3 separate regions of the Mus musculus genome follow, and regions 1 and 3 are each linked to region 2. The links are chromatin loops, found by intact Hi-C in ENCODE. Cell type or tissue: left cerebral cortex. All regions are shown on one strand. Each heading gives the region's core, and the rest is flanking DNA. Links, peaks and the distances in the headings are about the cores only.

Evidence for each region. A loop is a pair of places that touch in the nucleus more often than their neighbours do. Peaks named below come from ENCODE experiments on the same cell type or tissue, not always from the same donor. Only the 100,000 strongest peaks of a DNase experiment are listed, where the experiment ranks them.
Region 1: it touches region 2 in a loop (2.0-fold over the local background); 6 of 42 quality-filtered maps call a loop at or near these places.
Region 3: a loop joins it to region 2, with 8 times the contacts of the local background. A loop is called at or near these places in 21 of 42 quality-filtered maps.

Annotation. Positions count from the first base shown.
Region 1 is chr7:109,667,570-109,675,335 of GRCm38, forward strand. It overlaps a transcript of Denn2b not described here. Among named protein-coding and RNA genes, the nearest start is that of Akip1, 32 kb to the right of the region's middle. In left cerebral cortex, for the core only: no CTCF peak of the experiment used is centred there; DNase peaks (open chromatin) are centred at 4,113, 4,378 and 4,807; H3K4me3 peaks cover 1,632 bases; H3K27ac peaks cover 1,378 bases.
Region 2 is chr7:109,615,276-109,623,041 of GRCm38, forward strand. Denn2b (DENN domain containing 2B) reads right to left here and starts at 1,872. Exons shown (of 20, transcript NM_001001326.1): 1 at 1,783-1,872. In left cerebral cortex, for the core only: a CTCF peak has its summit at 3,649; a DNase peak (open chromatin) is centred at 3,649; H3K4me3 peaks cover 436 bases; H3K27ac peaks cover 699 bases.
Region 3 is chr7:109,521,881-109,529,646 of GRCm38, forward strand. It overlaps Denn2b (DENN domain containing 2B), which reads right to left. Exons shown (of 20, transcript NM_001001326.1): 15 at 5,734-5,911; 16 at 5,464-5,505; 17 at 4,346-4,457; 18 at 3,659-3,898; 19 at 3,383-3,469; 20 at 2,031-2,800. The coding sequence ends at 2,766. It overlaps Rpl27a (ribosomal protein L27A), which reads left to right. Exons shown (of 5, transcript NM_011975.3): 5 at 1-489. Among named protein-coding and RNA genes, the nearest start is that of Snora3, 5.6 kb to the left of the region's middle. In left cerebral cortex, for the core only: a CTCF peak has its summit at 6,635 (motif pointing right); DNase peaks (open chromatin) are centred at 2,371 and 6,651.

The DNA of each region.
Region 1 (7,766 bases), core at 1,724-6,723, 53 kb after region 2:
ATCCCGAGAAGAGCTTCCCTTCCCTCTAGTCCTCCCAGTTCACCCCCTACCTCCTCTCTCCTCCAGATCCCCTCTTCCCACACCACCCTCAAGAAAAGAGCAGCAAGTTAGGGTTGGGGAGATGGATCAGTGAGTAAATGATGCTTTATGATGGTGTTTAGATATTCATATTGGAAGAAATACATAAGCAGAAATCACTAAATAAAAAATAATAAAAATTGGGAATATATTTGGCAAGTCGATGAAATGAAGAAAAATGAGACAATCATATTAGTAAGGTTCTAATCCTTAGGTATGTTCATGAATAGTTATTTATTAATAGGCATAGAATAAACATATAAGAATATTCATTTACGCCGGGCAGTGGTGGCGCACGCCTTTGATCCCAGCACTTGGGAGGCAGAGGCAGGCGGATTTCTGAGTTTGAGGCCAGCCTGGTCTACAGAGTGAGTTCCAGGACAGCCAGGACTATACAGAGAAACCCTGTCTCAAAAAACAAAACAAGGGGCTGGTGAGATGGTTCAGTGGGTAAGAGCACCCGACTGCTCTTCCGAAGGTCCGAAGTTCAAATCCCACCAACCACATGGTGGCTCACAACCATCTGTAATGAGATCTGATGGCCTCTTCTGGTGCATCTGAAGACAGCTACAGTGTACTTACATATAATAAATGAATAAATAAATAAATCTTAAAAAAAACTTTCATTAAAAAAAAAACAAAAAAAACAAAACAAAACGAGCAGGCCTCTCTTGTTTGTCAAACAAACAAGGCACAACAAGATACAATAAGACCAGGCACAAACCCTCACATCAAGTCTAAGCAAGGAAACCCACCAGGAGGAAAAGGGTCTCACGAGCATGCTCAAAGGGTCAGAGACGCTCCCCCTCCCACTGTCAGGAGTCCCCCCAAACCATCAAACCAACAAACATAACACATATGCAGGCCACATGACTGCCACCTTAGTTTCTGTGAGCCCCACGAGCCCCACTTTACTTAATTACGTATTAATGTGCTCTCCAAGTGTGCTAGACCTCCCTGGGTTCCACAGTTCCTCCTCCCTCTTTCCTATAGGGTTCCTGGGGAGAGACCCAGTGGAGATCTCCAACCTGGTCTCCCTTCCTGCCCAATGTCTGGCTATGGGTCTCAGCATCTGCTCCCATCAGCTGCCTCTATAGTATTGCAGAACATCATTAGGATTTTTTTTTCCAGTGTGCTTCTTGGTTCTACTCTTGGTCTCTGAGCTATCCAGCCTCCGGTTCCTGGTCATCTAGGCAGTGTCGGGCATGGGCCTCAACTTAGACCAGTCACAAGTTGACCACTCCCAGAAATTCTGCACTACCACTGCCCTAGTACATCTTGCAGACGGGACAGATTCTAATCAAAAGTTTCTGTGGCTGACAGTCTTGCCTGATATAGAGGATGGACGGTTCAGTCTCTGTGTCCACCATTGTTAGGAGTCCCCACTAGGGTTACCCTCACAGAGTCCAGGGAGCTTCCACCTTTTCTGTGCCACCTCTTACTATTTAACAACTCTTTGGCATACCAAGTCTTCATAACACTAAACAAGTTCAGAGGAAAACCCCTACGGCCTGCAAAGGGAATAGTCCAGGCTATTCAAGAACTCTAATGAGATAGCTTCACCAAGAGCTGCCCTGACTGTGTCCAGTATCTGTGGAGAATCAAAGAGCCTTGTTATAAATTTGGGGATTCAAGGACCCTTTATGTCTCCCAGCAGTACATACAAACGCAATTCCTTGGTAAAGGGATAGGAAGGACTGTCTACATCTTTAAATCATTTCTACAATACAATGCAATAATATTCCAAAGACTTCTTATTGTTCCACCAATTACAAAAGGTGAAAAAAGTTGGTCTCGTTTAGAAAGATATCTCAGTTTATTTTTGTCTTATTTTAAAATTAAGCATTTCTAACTAGAAGCAAGAAAATGTATTCAGGCAGAGCATCTCAAAACATTGAGGGGAGGTAAGGAAAGGCTCTTAAATTACAGCACTGAACTCTGCCTCTCAGGGTAGTTGTCCAAAACACTGTCACTGGAGTATTGCAAAATGTGGGCAGAACATACAGGACAAGCCACCAGTGGTATTCCATTTCAGGGATGCCAGCTAACATTTGCTCCTTCATGTTCCCAGCAACCCTGTGGTTAATGCAACTAGCTTCTTCCCAGTTATCTAACTACTTCCTGCAGGGTACTTACTGTCAACAGGGCAGAACCTGAAACACCTAAATACCTTGCTTACATCTCCTTTTTATCCTCCTGATTACAAGTATATATGACATCACTCACATTCTCATACACCTATGTCACATGACTTCTAAAACCACACTTCTGGCCATCGTTGCCTTTCTTAAAAAACCTTTAGAAGCTGATGATGTGAGTGGGATAAAATTCCAGCCCTCGAGCCAGAATTCAAGCTGACCACAGTCCCTGCAGCTGGACCTCCCACCACTCACTGCGGAAGCAGCAGTGGACACACAGTCAGTCAGCAAACTGGGCATCTAAATACCAGCTCTGCCATGACTGCTGTGCCATCCTGAGCAGGCGGCCTATCCTATGGCTCTGGTCTTCTCTCCTTAAAACAAGAGCACCAGTGAAGAATGAGAGCATCCAGCAGCTCCTGGCTCAGAGCACTGCTGCATTTGACTCTTCTCCCTAGTCCCTATCTAAATGGCTCACTCTGCTCTCCTGAAAACCATCAACCGCACCATTCATTTGCACAACCACACTTCCAAACCCAACTCAAACAGCCTTCTGGGAAGTGTTCCTGCCTCATTACCATCTTCTACTTGATGGTCTGTAATTCTTACATTATAAATCAATCAACAAGATATTTACTTGTGTCAATCCTTTTTTCTGAAAGTACACAAATTGAAGGGCAAGCACTTTACCAAACCAATCACAATAGAAAATACATTGATGATAATGGTTTTCTTGAAACTGACAGAAAAGGGTTTCTTTCTGGCCCAATTAAGGAAAAAAAAAAAAAACCTCCAACATGTATCTTTCTCCAAGTATTTATATGTACCAATCTCTTCCCCATATTTTGCACAGTCTTTCCAAAGTCTCCTATAGACTCTTATCCAGGACAGGGGAATACACACAGCTTTTGCTTCATTTAATAGACTATACATTCAATAGACTCCGAGCTTCAGAGTCTTCCTAATTCAGCATGAGATACAGAGACCATGGACAATTCAGTCCTTCTGATTAAGTTTTCTAAAATTTATACTATTTCTGGTCCTTTAGGCATCTCTTACATCTAAGGAGGAAAAAAAAATCCACGAAGGGAGCAGGACACAGTATTTTCACACCTCTAATCGCAGGATTTGGGTAGTGATGGCAGAAAAAGCTCAAGAGTTTAGGGTCAGCCTAAGATACATTCGACCTTGTCCCCTGCAAATCCCCCCCACCCAAAAAAGTTAACGAAGGCATCTACCTTCTGAAAAACACCCTTTGTACAAAACAAAACTACTATGTAGTTAGTTGGGGGTTTTCCTTGTGGCCCTTACCATCTTGGACATGAACTAATGACTTCTTTACCACTCTCCAGACTCTGCAATGAAAAAGCAGAAACATCTGGGTGGAAATGAGATAAAGAGCTGGTCTGAGACTGCATTATGGCAAATTCTTTCATTCGGCTAGGCAGCTAAACTATTGTAAGCTATGCTCATACAAAATTTCCCACAACACTGCAATGTTCCTTTAAAAACACTAGAAAATGTTCAGTCCTCTCACCTTTACTTGGAACTAGATTTTCAGACCTTGAAAGTATGGCAAATGTTGAAGTGTGCTCCTTCAATGCTAGGTCACTAGGTTACCACCAGTAAGCTATAAGCGTAAGGAGGTAGCAAGCCAACAAACCCTGTTTAACTGATCCAAGTGATAGAAGACAAAGTTAATTTCCTTTGTTTGAGTTAGAAGCTAGTCTGTGTGGGTGCTGTGTCTGAGCGTACACGCGTGTTCCTCATCCAGCCGCACTCGAACAGCATAGGCTCAGGTAAATGCAGTTTAACTCTGTCTCTGTCCAAGGCTACTGGCATCCCGCTGTTCTACACAATTCCAGACTCTGGTCTGCGCTTCATACCCCACACAGCGTAGCCGGGCCAGACCGGAAGGCAGGGCTGGCCACGATCGCCCAGAAGGGCAGTTCCCACCAACTTTGAAAGCCATGGCCCGCACCTAGTACTCACGCAGCAGGATCCCCTGCCTGGGCCGGGAATAAAGAAGATGGAAGGGCTCGGTGAGCCGCAGAACTGGAATCTGAGTCCTATGCGCCCGCCACCGGGAGGGGAACAGAAGCAGAGACTCCAGAGAGCGACCGGGACCACTTACCTCCGCCGCCCGAGCCGGCCGGGAGCTCCGCACAGCCCCAGGAAGGGGACTGCTCTCGCAGAGAGGGCGGGCGGCGGGAGGGCTGCAGGGCCAGGGGAGGCGTGCCTCTACCGAGTCCTAAAGGGTGGGTTGCTGCAGCCTGGAGGAGGGTTGTGCTCCCGGGTGTTGGGTCGGGGGTGGGGGTGGGGGGGCGGGGGAGGGAAAGGACGTTGCGGGGGGTGGGGGGGGAGCTATGACCAAAGTAGGGTGGGAAGTCAGGCCCCCAGACCGCACCGCCCTCACCTCGGCACCATCCGACCAAGGATTGTCTGGATCTGGAGCAGAAGGACAAGGGGATCAGAAACTTTATGTCATTTTCTCATACACACGTGACCCCCCTGCAGTCCAGATGGTTTCAATCACCAGAGGAAAAAAGCCGCTCTGCTGGTATGCAGGAAAAGCCGGAGCTGGGAAAGTCTGGGAAAGCTGCCTGTACAGCCGGCTTGCCTTCAAACAAACCCAAGTACTCTTTCCGTTCTGCTGGCTTTGGGCCCAGGAGCCCTAAGAAACCGAAAAGACATTAAAAGAAGCTACCCTGGGTCTGCAGCCAGTAGCAGAAGTAAAGCTCTAGGGTTATAAGGATCAGGTCTGAAATCAAAGCTCCACAGGAATTGTGAGAATTGTAAAAACTTCACGTGCAGGCAAAATCAAAAGGTAAAAGAGAATGCTATTCAATGAAGAAACAAGTTCCGGGGGACAGTCTTATTTACCAGTGAAATTCGTAGGAACAATCATAAACCTAGTATAACAATCCGTTTCAAACCAGGCCCACACTTACTTGGTAGAATGCTATGTAACTTGAATTCTCTTCCCATAAATTATTTACAAATAGACCATGGAACTGGAATGAGAAATAGTGAAAATTGACTTTCAAAATTTAGAATTGAAAATTGAAAATTTTGGCGGAGTGATAGCACACAGCTTTAATCCCAGCACTAGAGAAGCAGAGGCAAAAAGGTCTCTTTTTTGAGTTCAAGGCCAGCCTGGTCTACACAGCCAGTTCCAGGGTAGCCAGGTCTACAAAGAAAGACCTTGTCTCCAAACAGATCAAAATTTACAATTTTAGGGCTGGGGGTATAGCACACGGGAGCCTCTGGGTTTACTCTGTGATCACACTTTATAATTTTACATACAGTAGCTGCATTTCAAAAGAACCAATGTATGTAGATGAATATAAGCAGGCTCTAAAGCTAAGGCCTGTTTCAAAGCCCAAGCCAATTGAATTGTCACATATCCTAAAGAGATATTTACTCAGCTGCAAGAAGATAAGCACTAAAAATAATAAGTTTAAGATTTATCCTGGAAATAATTCAACTTGCTCATGATTGAGCACAACTAGTGACAAGAACCAAAGTAATATAAAACTACTGTTCCTTTTCCAAAAGAGGATGTCAGAGATGAATTGTAGTATCATGTCATTAGCTCTTTATCATCATCATATTGACACCAGAGAGGGTGTCTGCACTGTTGAATAGACTTTACCGTTGATAAGTTGGACTGGCTCTGTCTATACTGGGAAAACCCCGACTTTTAGCTGCTGTGGAGACACTTTGGAAAACAAAGGTGTTGCCTGGAACTGAGCAAGTCAGTATAGGTTTATTCCAAACTCACAATCAGGTTCACTGGCCTGTGGATCCTCCAAGAGAACTGGGATACACTTGGATGGATTTGCCTCTCTAAATTTCCAGCCTTAAATTAGGGTGATTATTACCCCAACACAGAAAGAGAGAATGCCTGTATGGCAACAGGGATAAGGACCAGGGACACAGGAAATGGGCAATGACAAGCCAAGCCTCATAGCTTAACAGTCCTGGCAAATGCCCATCTCTAAGGACCTGTAGTGGGTGAAGGGGTGGGAGAGAGAATTCAGAGGCCTCAAGCATGCATGCTGAGCACAAGCTGTACCACTGACTACACCACCAGCCCTGTAAGAGGCTCATAGGTCTCTCACTTCTAAAACTAATGCATTAACACTTCATTTTCTCCATGGGTGACCTCTATAGAGAAAGTCAACCGAACAGAAGGCATCAAGACTTTTTTCCACAGAGATCCAGGACATTAGTTATTCTCATCTCTAGCTACTGAGAATTCTTGTGTGCTAAAGCAATTGCAAGAGGCAATAATGAAGTACAAATCATTCTTTTTGTCTGAAAACTTCATTTATAAATTATACAAAGAACTCCACGTGTGTGTGTATGTGTGTGTATCCACAGTTGTATGCATACTACAGAGCATATGTAAAGATCAGAGAACAATGTTCAGTAGTTGTTTCTCTCCTTCCACTTATCAATTTAAGGTCTATCTCTTTCTTCCATATTGTACTCCAAGCTAGCTGACCTTTGACCTTTCTTTGATTCTCCTGTCTCTGCCTCCCAGCTCACAGGCTGGGATTGAAGACACATATCGCCACTGCACCTGGTGCTTTAAAAATTACTCTATTATTTAAATCACATAGATATGTATGTTCGGTGTGTGGTTATGTGCATCAGTGAGTACAGGTACTATGCAGTCTAGAAGAGGATACTGGATCCCCTGGAACCAGGTTTACTGCTGTTTTACTGTACCCTACATGGGTGCTGGGAACTAGGTTTACTGCTGTTTTACTGTGCCCTACAAGGGTGCTGGGAATTGAACTGCAAGAGCAGCAGCACTATGAACAGCTGGCCGTCTATTCAGCCCCTATGTCCAGAAATGAACTTAGGGCAATCACTTTTATCCACTGAGACATCTTGCCTGCTCATGTGTGGAACTGTTTTTATTCCTGAGAAAAACCTTTACTAGATCTGTTCTTTCAGGAAGAAAATTAGCATATCTTAAAAGTTTCTAAACATAGTCTTAATCTTAATTCCACTTATGTGAGCATTACTGAGAGACTACTATTGGCTAAATATTTATTAGAAACATTGACATCTGGAACTTCTTTTAATTTTCATTAACCAAATATTCATTTTGTTGGATGAACAAGGCCAACTATGAATAATGTTCTTAGGAAGATAGTATGCTCTGAAAACAAGAGTCAAGTCTAGTTTGCTCACAATTACATCCTATATACTTACCATGAAATAAGTCTACAATGCTATTTCAATACTCATGCTATTTGAGTGAATAAAAATGAGCTGAGCACAGTGAAACGCCTGTGGTTCCAGCTTCTCGAGAGTCTGAGACACACCTGGGCAACAGGGAGACGTCATAGGAAAAGGAAGAGAGAAGTAAGTATACTCTCAGTAGGCTGCTGTCCTGTGGAGCATGTCACTTATAAACAACAGAATAAAATAATAGCTGTGGGGAAGAGCTAGCAGAGGAAAGAGAAGGAGTGGTTAGCACTAGCCAGCTGTGCACTTTAATCACAATGTATGTTCAGAAACAGCCTGCTGAAA
Region 2 (7,766 bases), core at 1,382-6,381:
TCCCTGGCCCCACTGAGAAACTAAAAGCTTCCACAAAGTTCCTTGAGGCCAGGAGTAAGTGGAAGATGTAACATGGCTGAAGTGAAGTGCATTTCTTAAGGGGCTTTCCTGCAGGAGAGTCCGCAACTCTCATCTTTCTCTTAACATTATGGATGGCCTGACTACTTTAACACCTATAAAACTACCTTTCTGGAAGGCTTTCCTTTCCTAGACACGCTGTGTTTACCACACATCACTCCTCTGAAATTTAGGACAAGGCATGCATGACTGGACACTGTGTGTGCTGGGATTTGGTTAAAATAGGAGCAAAAGGGATCATACAGCATAGTCCTTCAAGTTCCCAGCTCCCCGTAGCTGTAGTGTTAAGACAGCTCTCTGCAACATCTGGATGAGACAGATATTTGCAAGTCCCCAAAACCCAAGAAAGTCCCCTCCACAACTCAAGAAACCCTGTGATGGGCATCATTAATGGGGAGGGGGTTGTTTCCTATTTCCAAAGCTACTTCATAGACAGTGCAAGGCCCCCGCTCAGATATTGTTGTGCCAGTCCCTCTGCCCTGTCAAGTGTCCCAGATGGACTTGAAACTCACTGCAGGCTCCTCTCTGAGCTTCATTAGCTACTTTGATTGTTGTTACAAGTCAGACATAGCAGCATGGAGATAAGAGAGCACGAGGTAAAACCGACCAAGCTGCTCAAAAGTTTCCACATAAGAACTTCAACAGTGCTAGAGCGATGAGAACTCATTTTCCTATAAAAGAACCTTCCTGTGAAAATATCCAGTGGCTTTGTGCTAAATAAAAGCAGAGTGAAGCCTAAACATCTCCGATTCAGCCAGAGTGAGATTAGCTAGATTTGCAAAGTCAAGAAAATTGGCAGTTTCCCTCCTCCTCCCGGAGCTAATAGAATCCAACTGTTGGAGTATGACATCATTCTCGACCCCCAAACTCTGAAGTGAAGAGCACAGACACTGGCCTGCCATAAACAGCCCGACTCAAAGCAAGGGGCTCAGAGGTGCCCTTACCTGGTAGTCCGGGTGATTTCTTGCCCACTCCATTCTCCACAGAGGCTGGCTCACACCACAGTCGCTTAGGGAGCCCAGGGCCCCCAGATCCACTGGCTTAAGCTCCAGTACCTGCTGCGAACTTCCCACAGCTCCTTCCTCTGACCTTTCAAGACACTCCTTCCAGCCAAGTGAGCAGAGCTAGCGCAGCTAGCCAGTCAGGCTGGTTGTCATGGAGACCTGTCCTAGGCTGCACACACGCTTGCAGGCTTGCTCTCACTCAGCTAGGCGCTCTCCCTCAACCCGGTGTCCCAGGAGCGAGCTAGCACGCGCACGTTTATGCGTGCGCGTGCTTCTACACATTCTCTGAGTTCTAGCCGGCCTTGAAACAGCGCGGTCTTTTGATCGGCTCAGTTTATGCATGCATTCCACTCCTCCTACCTCCCTTCCAGTCAACCAGGAGCCCAGGTCTGTTCCTGGGAACTTGCTGCAACAACCCAGAGGGGAGAAGGGTGAGGACAGTGAGTGGACTTGTTTTCCTCCCCTCTAGTGTCTCAGCTTTTATAACTTGGAAGAATCCCTGCCAAAGGGGAGGGAGCTAGCTGAAGGCTTGGAGGGGAAGCAAGCACTTCCTCTGGGTCCTGCAGCAGCAGCGGAATGAGGAGGGACCCTGATGCGTGCTGCCTCAACTTGTTTGTTCGCTTGGGATTTTTCAGGAGCATTTGGGGCAGAAACACAGTTCACATCCTAGAAGCTGGCCTAGACTGGCCTCTCTGGTTACCTTGTTGACTGTTCAGGTCCTGGAGACAGCTTTTAGCCAGTACAGGGTCCCATGGTACTAGTGCCAGAGCCCAAGCAGTCTCTTGTCTTCCTGCAAAGGAGAAGAAACAAACTAGATCAGGATTAGGAGGAACACTGTTTAAGTCTACAGTCAGAGCCAGGACATCAAACACAATGCAAACAGCCTCCTCTCTGAACAAAAGATCCACAGCCCAGGCCTCCAATGAGAAACTGTACAAGTGCCAGGGCCGTACCTGGGACACAGAAGGCCCTTTTAGTAGCCCTATGTATACTTTTGCTTGGATGCTGCCTAACCCTCTCAAAATAGATGTACTAGTTTGTTTGATGCTCTTAACACACTGGTCAGATAGGTTTGCTACCATTTTATAGATGGGATCACTGAGGCCCAGAGAGATCAGATACTTGATCCACACTTACCTAACTAGTTAGGAACTGAGAGTAGAGACAAGTCAAGGGTCTCCTAGTCCTTTATGTTTTGCTATAAAGTACACAGAAGCCTGATCTTGAAAACCAGCTCATTTTCTAAGAACCACAAGTGTGGGCCTCCAAGGGAAAGTGAAGACTCTATCTAAGTCCTGTTAAGGTAAATCTATCTGCCACCCTTCTAGCCCAAAGATTTAATGACCGATAACATCTATGACATGCACAATATCTGCTGCAAACTAGAGAAAAAATGCCCTGCCCTACCCCCAAGTACTATCTTACATCTTCCCAAAATAACCTCCCAAATCCTGGTTCATTTTTTTCTCTGACAGAGTAGTCCTAAAAGTTACGACTGGTGTTATATTAATTTAACACATTTTAAAAATGTATCTAAAGTAAAGTTAAATTACTTGCTCCCATTTACTGAACCAGGAAATGAGAGATCCAAAACCAGTGTCCAAGCCTTTCAACTTTCTGGCATACATTAAGCAGAACAGTTGCCAAGAATACCAGAGCTAGAGTCACAAGACCTTAGCAGTGCCTGACCTCATCGCCAACTGGCCACCTGTCACTGAGCCAGCCTCCTCCCGACTTTCTACTTTCTATGAATATATCTCATACTGGGGTGGCAGAGGACTAGGGTGTGAGGTGCAGTGTCAAGGTGCTATTAGTCAAAAACACTTCAAATTAGGCACTCAGCTCTCATCCACCACCCCCCAATTGTTAGTACCTCTCCTCCACCAATCTAGTAGATATATTTTTCAAGTAGAACTCGGGGTTGGTAAATGGATTGACTGCATGTGGGAAGGTGGAGGCTGATGAGGATGAAGACAATGAGGCTCAAGGAGGCCATTCTCCAATGCTGCTCCTCAAAATAATGCTGGGGGAGGGGTGGGGGGGCCCTGATGGAATCTGTAACGCTTATCCCTTGCAGAATTCCTTGTGATGTTGACTCACCTTCAGTATGCTACAAAATTCCCAAAACCAGACTTTGGTTGACTTGAATTTAACTCACAAATATATGCTGAAGATAATACACAAAAACACGACATAAAACCCAAGTAGAAATGGCAGACTACTACAGATCCTTAAGTAGTGATAAGCCCAGAATCCCCACATCTGCATAGGAATTCAGTATCACTAAAGCTCTGTTTCTCTTTCCTCTTAAACACAGCAAATTCTGCTCTTTATCTGAACCCAAGGAACACACACCTGCCTAGTCTCCGAACCCAGATGAGGCAAGTCCACCCCTTTCTACAATAAGATCAAATTCACTGGAGTTGACAATATCAACTAAAATTTTCTGGGACCCTTCCAGTCAAACAGTGTGAGTCAGGCTACCAAAGCAGAAAGTCAGTCACTAAAGTAATCTAAATGTTAAAAGCCCTAAGACCAGACACACAACGCAGGCCATGCTCCCCCTAGCGGCACACCGGAGTTAGAGATTCTTTGGTATCTTGTCCTTAGAAAGAATAAAGTTGGGGCCTGAATTGGGGAGACCAGAACCCTTCTGTTGCATATGAGCTCCTGGAACTGGAAAGAAGCAAGGCCAGCCGACTTCCTCTGTTGCCTCTGCAGGACTGGATTCAGATCACGCCTGATTGGCTTTTTCTGAAGGAGGATTGTACAGACCCACGTTGTCTGCCAGTGGGTCAGTCAAGCTTGTAATACCAATTTCTCAGGAGGCTGAAGTAAACTGCAATGTCACCAACTGCCTTGGCTACAGAGGGCAGTCTGGGTAATTCAATGAAATCTTGTCTCAAAATTAAAAATAAGGGCTATAGGGTTAGAGAGATTGCTCAATGGCTAAGAACATAGTTACTTTTGCAGAGGAACCAGGTTTGGTTCCTAGCACCCACATGATGACTTACAACCATCCATAACTCCAGTTCCAGGAGATCCGATACCCTCTTCCAACCTCCATGGCACACGAATTTTACACAAACACACACACAGGCAAAATACTAATATACATAAATAAATCTTTAAAAATAAACAAACAAAATAAGGATGTGGTTTGAATATGCTTGGACCATGGGAAGTGGGACTATTAAAAGGTGTGGCCTTGTTGAAGGCAGTGTGTCACCGTGTAGGCAGGCTTTGAGAATTCCTAGTGCTCATGCTCCACCCAGTGTGGAAGTAAGAGTGTCCTTCTGTTGCCTGTGGGCCAAGATGGAGAACCCTCAGCTCCTCCAGCACCATGTCTGCCTGCATGGTACCATGCTTCCCACCATGATGGTAATAGACTGAACCTTTGAAACTGTAAGCCAGCCCCAATTAAATGTTTACCTTTATATGAGTTGCCTTGGTGATGGTGTCTCTTCACAGCAATGAAACCCTAACTAAGACAGAGAGCCAATGAGATTGTTCAACAGGTAAAGGGACTTCCTACCAAATCTGCGAACCTTAGCTCAATCTCTAGGATTCATACAGTGGAAAGAGAAAACTGAAGTTGTCTTGGACTTCCATATGCATATCATGGCATGCATTTACCCATATACATACCCAAATAAATAAATGCAATATTTTCAATAAAATGCAAATAAATAAATAAAGTGCTTGGGAGAAAGCTCAAAGAGACAGCACTGACAGACACACAAAAGGCTCTCGATTTCACCCTAACACTACAGGGAAAAAAGAAAAAACCACAAGTACATACACATACTTGGGCCAGAAACCTGGGTGACATCTCCAGGTCTCTTTCCCTTCCCACTGCAATCCATTTACCAAGCCCAAATAATTCTACTTGAAAAATATATTTAATATATGTCCCCTTTTCTCCACTTCTATCACTGCCTACCCATTCAGTAATTACTGCAGAAACCCAACTATCCTAGTTTCACCTCTTGCCCTCAAGGAAAATAGTGAAAAATCAAACTCAGTTTCTCATACACTGCCACACAACAATAAACACAGAGGCCTTCTGTTGCCAACTGGGTAGAGGTTTCTCCAAACATACCGAGCAAACCATCAGTCTAACAGTAGATGTATGCCCTCTGGTATAATTCAGACACTTTCCCTGGAGACTGAACCCAGCCCCGTGAGGCTCAGTCCTCAGTGCTGCCTCCCACCTCGCTAGATGCCAATTGCTAGGGTCAGACTGTTCTATCTGTGTTTCTGACAAGCACATATACATCTAAATCAGAATTTCCACAGTTACATCCTTGACTTTAACACATTTGCTATTAATAGGTTGGCCCATAAAACTTTAGGAATCACTTAGATCTCCTAGTCTATTATAAACGGTATTGTAGATGAAAGAGATTCATATGGCTGGTATGGGGAGGGCACAGAGCTTCCAAGTCCTCTCTACAAAGGTCACATGTTTGGCTCCACTATAGCTCTCAAAACCCAGTCCTCTGAGGTTTTATGGAAGATTCGGCATATAAGCACAACAGATTGTATCATTAGTCATTTTAACCAACTTAACTTTCACCCCCCTCTCTTTTCCCCAGGAGTAATGGAGTAAGACTAAAGTTACAATCTTCTAAACACAAGCAGCTCCCATCTTGAGGACATGCAGGAGCCCACAGGCACCAGGCAAATACAAATAGACATATCCTGCTTTGGAGATTCCAAAGGATTTTAGGAGTTGTCTGCCAGGAAACAGGAGGAAGACCAAATATACATTCCACAGCATCATAGCCTCACAAATCCATTCTCCACACGGCTGTCTGAAGCCCCTTTTGACACAGGATCATGTCATTTCCTGCTTAACACTTCAATGCTTCCCAGAGCTCTTAGGATGAGCTCTAGGTTCTTAGCAAGACCTCTAAAGACCCAGCACGACCTCCTCTTCCCTCCTCTCAGCATACTTCCTTCCCTTCCCTACTCTGAGCACATGGTAGTTTAGCTCACCAAAAGTATAAGATTCTTTTTTTCCAGGCTATCTAGCTTAGCCTGGGACTCCACCCCAAATCATTGCCCAGATGACTCTAATCTTGCCTCAACTTGACTCTCATCTCCTGATTTCCAGTCCTCCAAATCTAGCTCCCTGTACTTATCCTTCAAATCACTCATGAGGATTTGTAAGTGTGCTTTAATGCAGTTATTTGCTTATTGTGAGTCCTCCCCACGTGAGAGCAGGAACTTTGACTATTCTGTTACCATAGTCCCTGTACTTGATAAAGGGCCCAGTGTAGAACAGGCACTAAAAAAATATCTGCAGAAAAACTGTGTAAAAACCCTTCCTTTAGGAAGGAGACACCCATAACAACTATTCCATGTCACTCATTGCATCTTTTCATAGATTTACAAACTGTAATTACATTCCCCCCTCCCACATATGTCTTGCCTATGGGTTTAACCAAAAATTCCTGTCAAGTCTCCCTGTGGTTTGTTTCCCAGCACTTTCCTGGTAAGGTCACTCTCCTAGGGATGCATTCTAGAGTTTTATAGCCTCTCTCATTACTGGAATGCCCACTCGTAGGCCCTCCATTATTACTGTATCTTTGCCAAACCCAGTAAGCTGAGGAATGGGTCAGTTCTCACAATGGCAATATTCTCTAGGGTCAGCTCTATCCAGAGATTAAACACTGTCTTCTCCATTCCACTGTGTAGCACAGGTTACCATGCTGACAAAAATGTCATGTTGCAATGCAATGCCGGCTGCAGAATACATGCAGCCAAGGATAACTATGAATGTGTTCCAGCACAAAATTACAAACATGCTTAAAACACAAGGGTTTTGTTGTTATTGTGTTGTTTTTGTAACTTGATTGCACAATTCTCAAGCTTGAACTTTGTTACCTAAACTCATGCCAGGATGACAAAAAATTGGATGCTGAAAAAAATATATACATGCGTGTGTGTGTGTGTGTGTGTGTGTGTGTGTGTGTGTGTGGTTATAATTTGAAGACATGTAACCCATTCCTCCCCGATGCACTATGCCAGTGTAAGCATAACCACAGCACACCATGACACTGCATATAACCTAGTGCTTTGAGAACTGCCCACACCTTTCTCTCCCACTCTGTTGCTCATGCTGTTACAGCATCTGGCTGCCTCTCCTTCCCACACTCAAAACCCTACAGCCTTCAAGGCCCACCTCAAGGACACCTCCTTTGAGAAATGCTTGTGGGCCCACAGCCGGCTAGGGCTGCATGTCTTATGTCGTATGTAACGCTTTATCATGACTTGCACACCCTGGCCTCACAGAGGCCCAAGCGTCTCTCAGTGCAAGGACCTTAGCAGCTCACTCATCCTAGCAATCAACATGTGTGGGATAAACGGAAAAATGGAAAGACTTGCAAGATGAGCAAACAGCTTATCTTCAGAGCCTCAGAACAGAAGCCGCTGTTCTTCAGAGCAACGAGTTTTAGACAGGCTCTCACTGTACAAAGAGAACACATACCCGTCTATACTTTATAGAAGATATGATTAGCAGAATCTACATTGGGTCACTAAAAAAGTGTGTGGTGGCTAGGCACTGGTGGCACACAACTTAATCTCACACTCAGGAGGCAGAGGCAAATAGATCTCTGTGAGTTTGAGGCTAGCCTTGTCTACAGAGTGAGCTCCAAGACAGCCAAGGCTATATAG
Region 3 (7,766 bases), core at 1,724-6,723, 93 kb before region 2:
TATGCACAGTTGTAAATTCCTACATCCCCGTGTGTATTGGTCTTGATATTCAAAGAATTGATGAATGCCATTACTTTCAGTCCAAAGTGAAGAAACCTGGTCTCAAAAAATCCCGAGGACCAGAAATGAGATGGGTTTTCCTGAAAATCTAAAGTTCTTGAAAAACCTTGCCATCCAGATTGCTAGCAACTGCCTAGCTTTGTAAGCTTACTGTGATGGACAGGTAGCTCAGGACGACTGGTCACTTAATACTGGACAGATTAGCATGGAAAACTTAAGGGGAGGAGGAGGTAGTAGGTTCCATCCAGCTTCGCTTTGTTGGTGGCATCTAGGTGTTGTTCCAAGGGAGCATGCCTACCTGCAACAGGACATCACTGGTTGGGAATACTGTAGAACCAGAGCTGTGACCTTTGAACTACTAGAAAGATGAAATTTTATGTAAAGAGTACCTTGGAGTAAATAAATAAAGCCCAAGATCCTGATTGTCTACATCTTTAAATCTGGAAGTTTTTAGGGAGTAGGTTGTGTATGCTTAGTACTGACGCTGCTTTAGTAGACAAGTGCGTAGTAAGAGGCAGTATAAGTTGGGTCACTAAATACGGAAAAATTCATTTTAAGATGTGTTGGGGGACAAAAGACTTCTGGCTCTAGAGATAATACTGTGTGCTGCCCCTAGTCCAGATGATGTATCTGTTTATGGGTGGAGGATGATTGACATGCATGTGGCAGTCGGGACAATTATAGGGTCCGTAACATGACAATTGTGTATGTAACCACAGTAATTCTATGTAAAGGTTTAGGCATGTGGCTGCATTGTTATTTCCTAAAGCATATATTTACAGGTTTTTTTTATAACACTATTATACTAAGATGTAAGTTATTTTGGCTGTTGAAGAGTTGGATATGATAGGCTTGAGAATTAGGGAGTTCAGATCTTGTGTGAAGGAACCTGGAGAGCCTTTAATACATTCTGCCAGCCACAAACCAGGCTTGCACTGCCCACACCACCCAAGCCATCAAGTGTATACTCAAGGATGTTCCTGCCTGCGTGTATGTCAGGAGCTCTTGGAGGCCAGAAAGGCACTAGATCCTCTGGAGATGGAGTTACAGGTGCTTGTGGGTGCTAGGAATTGAACCCGAATCTTCTGAAGAGCAGCCAGTGTTTACGGACTTCTCCAGTCCCTAAGTGCACTATTGTAAAATACGTGAAAGTTTTAAAACAAGTTTACACTCCAGTCTGCACTCGGATTGGGAGTGGGGACAGGCAGAAAGGAGAAGCACCTTTAGGGAACTGGGTGTTTTACTAAGGAGTCTACTCTGTTAGGAAGCCCACGCTGAAGGCAGCAGCACCCAAGTCTGATGAATTTTCTGGTAATCTCAGAAGAAAATTTTGCCTTCCCAGAAGACAAAGCTTCCACCTTTGGGCCAGTTGGGGCTTCCATGGGTATCAGTGGAAAAGAAGGAAAGGATAGGAAGAAAACCCAGGATGAGACTCATTCAAATTAGGGTGCTGCAAGGACAAGGAACGTTACAGTTCGCATCCTGCCAAACTCTGTTCTGTGAAGGCCTGGGTAGGAAACCAAAGTAAAGCCCTTGTTCTCCTTCCCTAGAAGGTAGTTGAACTTTCTGAATATATTTCAGTGTAGAAACCTGAGGTGACATGGAAGAGTCATTGGCAGTGAAGCACAGAGTCTGCACCCAGTGTTAGCAGTGATATACACACTATATATATAGTGTTTGTTAGTTATAGATATATAGTGTTAGCAGTCTGCTGCTGCTGCTGAGGCTACCCAGTAAAGTCACCTAATGATAGCAAGGGGCAGGGGCAAAGAGCATCCTTCCCATCACTGGAAACACCCTAATCTGTGGCTACCAGAGAAGGAAGCTAAATGGGAACTGACAAGTCATGTACCTTGAGAACTCATGTTCAGGGATGGCCAGGAACCCAACCCAGCCCCTTTGTCATGGCATCGCATCTAGATTCGCCTGGGTTGGAGAGAACTGTAGAAAGTGAAAGGAACACAATAAGACTCTTCAGCCAAAATGAATGTACAGTTTATTGAGAACATCTGTGGATGGTGGAAGGAGAAATGCCCTGTACCGCATCATGGCCACCACTGACTGACGGGAGCTCCGCTTCCCATGACTCACTGACCATGTCAGAGGATGGAAGGAACAAGGACCAGGCCCAAGTGCCTGGCTCTACATTGCAAAAAAGGGCGAAGTGATCCTTGCCTTTCAGAAACAAGAGGCTTGGCAGATAGGGGAACTACTAAGAAGAAAAAATTAGAAACTCTAGATTTAAAAACAACCAAAAAAACAAAAACAAAAAAAAAACCAGTCCTCTTATACATAATTAAGACAGCACCTGCTCTCCAGGGCCCAAGACTGGCAGCAGGGCCTCAGGCAGACAGGCCAGAAGTCTTGAGGAAACATGAGTGGTTTGGCTGAGACAGTCAGCTGCACATAATTGGCCAGTCACCAGCACCCAGCAAGACTCCATCCAAGCTCAGACAAGGCAAGAAAGCACCTGGCCCTTTGGGAATATACAAATATTTACCAGATTTTCTTTGCTTGTTACAAAAACAGGAAAGCTTACAGCAGATTATTTACAAACAGTATCCTGGAATATGGTGAAGGCAGAAGTGGGCTGGCTTGGAGTGGGGCCTGTAGAAGCAAAGTAGCCACAGCAGCCCACAGGGTCCCAGGCTGGGCCCTCTCCCTGGGCTCTGCAAAGCACTAAACTCTGCTACCAGGAAAGGCATTTAATTCTTCTTGTGGAGGAACTTCATCTTGTTGCCTGTGGGATGGAGAGGGCAAAGGTGAGGCTGTTTCATGATCCCCTTTCAACACCCATGTTCTCTCCTAGCCTCTCTTCTTTTCCTTGCAAAAAGGATCAGTTTTGACAGACAGGAATGACGGCTCTGATAAGGTAGGGAAAACATAACTTAGGACACAGAGATCAGCCACTGTGTGACTTTGGGCAACACCCTGCATCTGTGGCTTGTTGCCTTTAAAAAACAACAAAAAACCTCTGCTATGATTGTGCAATTACACTAGCTGAGGTCCCTGAAGGACTGGGGTTTTACAGAACTGGCACTCTGGCATTAAAGACTTGTGTAATATTACAGCCTAGAACAAGGATGAGTGGCACTCAACTCGTGAACTTGAGAGATGTACAGCGACAACAGAAAAACCAAATTATGGTCCAATCTGTGGCTCCCTTTTGTGAATCTTCTGCCAAATGCTCTTAAAGCAGTAGCTGCTTACAGTATTTCCTCTTGCTCTGTTTACAGCCTCTATCATATTTGCTGGCCTAGATTCACAGCATTTTAGGGAACAGCACCCCTCTGGCTACCTTCATTAGTAACAAGTAACTTACCCAGGCCCCGGAGAAACTTGTTCATCCCGCTCTGCTCAGTGTCAGGGAGCTCTTCTAGATACTGTTCCACTCTCTGCTCAAAGAGGCCTGAGAAAGATGAACAGCAGGTACGAGGGAGAGAAAAATGGTGACATGAGTGTTTGATGGACCACACAGTGCAGATACAAAAGGGACAAGGCAGACATCTAGTCTACTAGTTGGCAGTTCATTACAATGACCTAGTTATACTGAGTCTAGAGAAGCCCCCAGCTCCCATCCCAGTGCCTGGGACCTTACCCTTGGCTCGACACTTCCTTAGCTCCCTGTCTTGGATGAAGCCAGCAAACATCTGAGATTCCATAAAAACTTCAAGAAAACGGCGGATACTTTTGGAGGCCACAGACTTGCGGAAGGCCTCTCGCTGAAAAGCCCTTTCCCCCTTCTCACTGTGTGTCAGGAAGAGGGAGTAGTGACCCACAGTCTCCACAAAGAACCGGATAAACACCTCTGACACAAGTCCATTGAGGGTATTACATTCTAGAAGGGAAAAGAAAAGTCACATTCAGCCCAAGATTCTAGAAGGCCGACCTCGCATTGCTTCAGTCTCTTCCCAACACGCTTCTAACCAGCACTCATAACTGTCCTTTGCTTAAGAGCTGTCACCTAGCTATGAGCCCCTGGAGGTCAGAAACTGCTCTAAGCACACAAGTTGGCAAATACTTCCCAGAAATTGGAGACCAAAGCATCACCTTTTCCACATAAGTGAGGGCAGTGGCTTGAAACAAGGCCTAAGAGGGAGGGGTTGATTCATTTCCTGTCACCGAGAAGTCTGTAGTGACATGTTTTGGGGCAGAAAAGGCACTGGGCCTAACTAGAGTGACCCAGTTCCTACACCTAGGCTTCGTCAGCCAGAAAGGCCCCAGCGGACAGTACAGATTTCAAGGTCTGAAGTCCAGACTCAGAGCAGAAAGGTTCTACCCTCACCATCATCAGAGTCACTGTCAGAGTCCTGGGAGATGAGCTCACTCTTCCTCTCCAGAGCCTGCTCCAGAGCAGCTTGCAACTTTCTAGGTAACAGTGTGTCCTCGTCGTCCATCTGCAGGAGGAGACAGCAGGGGTGACCACAGCTGACACTGACGCGTGCCAGGCCCCAGCTCACAGAGCTTCTAACAGCACTGACACTATTAGCACCCTCGCATAATGAGCGAGCACAGGAAGGTTTGAAACTTGCCCAAGTTACAGATTAAAGAGCAGCTGATTCTTTGGACCCATGCAGGATCTCCTACCCCATCTCCCTTCTCGTCCTACTTTCACTCAGGTAGGAAGTGCAGTGAACTTGGCGCAGAGACTGGCCTAACCTGTACTGAGAATGCTATTCCCGATCCATACTCTGGTGCCGGGGCTGTATCCTGGTGCTTTAACCTGGGGAGTCCTTAGTTATAGCAGTGGTTTGTAATAGGCTGTCTGTTCCCAAAGGGGACCTGCTAGGTCATGCTCTATGGGAAGCCGAGAAGACTCCATGACTAGCGAGGGCTTTTTGCAGCAATGACTGTGAGCCTTTATATGAAGCACATTCAGTAGTGTTCATAATCCCCAGAATATCTCTAGAGAGGTGTTATCTGATGGGAGCACTGGCTCAGAGAAAATTTCAGGTCCATTTTCTGTTTTTAGGTTATATGCTCAAACACATCAAGGCTCTATCTCAAAAGAAAACAAACAAAAACAAAACAAACAAACAAACACACACGTATCACCCGGACAGAGCCCAAAAGTGAGTATTAAAACTTTCAGGTCTTATTCTTTCACACTGCTACCCAGAAAAGCTGGGTGTGGTGATACACATCTATAATCCCAGCACCCAAGAGAACCATCACAGGTTCCAGGTCAGCCAGAGCTGGATAGTGAGACCCTAGATCCAAGAAAAACCAACAACAAAGGCTAGAAAGGCAGATCCCACTGAGGCCAAGGGTTCTGAAATCAGCTTGCTCCACCCGTCTATTCTGTGAGTTTGAAATTCAAAAATCAGAAAGCAGGCCGGGTGGTTACTGAGTGCCCACTGCCTTCCCTAGGCAGATTCAGGTTCTGTAATATGCGGCTCTTACCTGTCGGATGAATCGGTCAGATCCCAGATTCACCATCAGTGCCTGGGAAAGGGTCAGAAGCAGTGATCAGGGACTGAGTCTTGCAATGCCTTTGATAGGTGTCCAGACCTCCCATGTTCCCAGGGACAGATGACAGGAAAGAGTCAGCCAGATAAACCTCCCAGGAGAAAGTACAGAAGCTGTTTGAAGGCCAGGGCTGAGGTAAGATGATCCCCACAGCCTTTCTCTCTTCCTCCCCTTCCCCTGGCTGGTTGCCCCTGGGCGGCTTACCTCTTCCACAGGCAGCTCCTTCAGTTTGGGAAGGGAGCTGGAGAGCAGGCCAACCAGGAAAGGGGTGGGACAGCAGACAATGTCAATCATGGAGGCTGGGAGGACAGGAATGAATGTGTGCTGCCAGGAGAAGGGGTAGAGCAAGGCCACCACCGCGTGAGAGCAGCTGGACAGGGTACTGATGGACAGACAGAGAGACAGGGCAACTGAGCCCAGGGCCAACACCCTCAGGGAAGGATAATTAGAAACTACAGGGGCTCAGGGTATCCTTTGATGAACTGCACTTTTAGGGATTCTACAAGACACAGCCACAAAGGTATGTACTCAGCACACTGTGACATACAGAGGATTCTGCATGCATATGCATGTCTGCATAACAAAACACACACACACACATCACCCAGACAGAGCCCAAAGGTGAGTATTCAAACTTCCAGGACTTATTCTTTCACACTGCTACCCAGAAAAGCTGGGTGTGGTGATACACGTCTATAATCCCAGCACCCAAGAGAACTATCACCGGTTCCTTCACACATATATGCTTGCACACTCACCCCCAGATGAGCTGGTGGGAGTATTAGCTCAGGCTAAGAAGCACAAAGGAACTTATCACAAAGCTCCAGTGTGCAGGAGCTGGAAAACCCTGCAGAAGTCCCTCAGGCTGTTCTACCTTTCACAGCTGTGTTCTGTGGGATGCCCAGTTTGTCATAAGAGGCAGCCAGGACACAACCAGTTTTGCCATCTTCTAGCCCAGTACTGCTCTGCCCTCTGGCTTTCTATTTCTTTCTCCTTAGCTGGTAACAGTGATCTGACTGAAGGGAGAGTGCAGAAATCAGGAGGTGTGCGGTGGGCTACACCATTCTCAGGTCTCATTGGGGTCATCCCTTTCTTGTCCTGGAGGGGGCTCCAGACCTCCACACGGTGGAATCCACAGGGCTGGCTACAGGAGCCCAATGACCAAAGGGAAACCAGGAGGACAAGCACAGTGGGGCAGACCTGAAGTTCACAGGCAAAACGGAGTGCACACACCCAGCTTGTGTAGAGGCCTGGTGTGAGGCACCAGCAGACACAGGCACAGCTGGCCTGCCAGGAGACAAGCCAAAGCACCTCCAGACAAGCCAAGTGCTGTGACAAGCACTGCAGAAGCGGCTAGCTAGAGGCTTATAACCGATGATCATCTGAACCCTGCCTGGACAGCACAGCAAGGCCTACATTTAAGAAAAGACCTTCCACTTAGGGACCATATCACAGATGACGATACAAAAGGCCTAGAGCCCAGCTCACTTTAAACCTCATTTTCTTTTGCATTAGTGGACCTCACTCATCACCCAGAAAAAGTCTGGGTCCCCTGGGCCCATGGTACATAACTAGCATTTAGGAGACTGAGATTCGTGAGTTCCTAGCCAGCCTGTGTGCTACAAAGCATAGCAAGTTTGGGATCATTCTTGGTTATGTTGTGAAGTCTACCCCATGCCCAAAAAGTATCAGGGCTCTCCCTGGGATGCTGTAGCGTGGACTCACACATTTACACCTAATCCCCTGATGGAGACAAAAAGTCAGACCTATCTATTATAAAAAGCAATCCCTGCTCATTTTCTCTAAGGCAATGATAGTCAGCCAGGCCCTTGTGTGACTAACTTGTCACCTAATGGGCACCAAAAATATGCTGTGCCCGGAGACCTAGGTGCCCTGACCCTGAAAGCCATTCTCCTGAGGACAGCAAGAAAGTAATTTGGCAAAGATCAGGGAAAGATCTGCTTTAAGCCAAGGGACACACTGATCTTCAAAAACTACAAAAACTACAAAAAAAAAAAAAAGGGCAGGGGGATTTTTGAAAAACTTCAAAGGGCACGTTCAGGGTCCAGGTACTGTCAGGGACCACACTCCAATCTGGCGAGGCCACGCTGGACAGAATACCACTCTGCCATTCATCACTAGTCTTAGCTGCCAGACTGGGCCCCTTTACAAAGGCAAGATAGGCCTTGAAATACCTAGAGCAGTGATTCTCAACCTTCTTAATGCTATAACCCTTT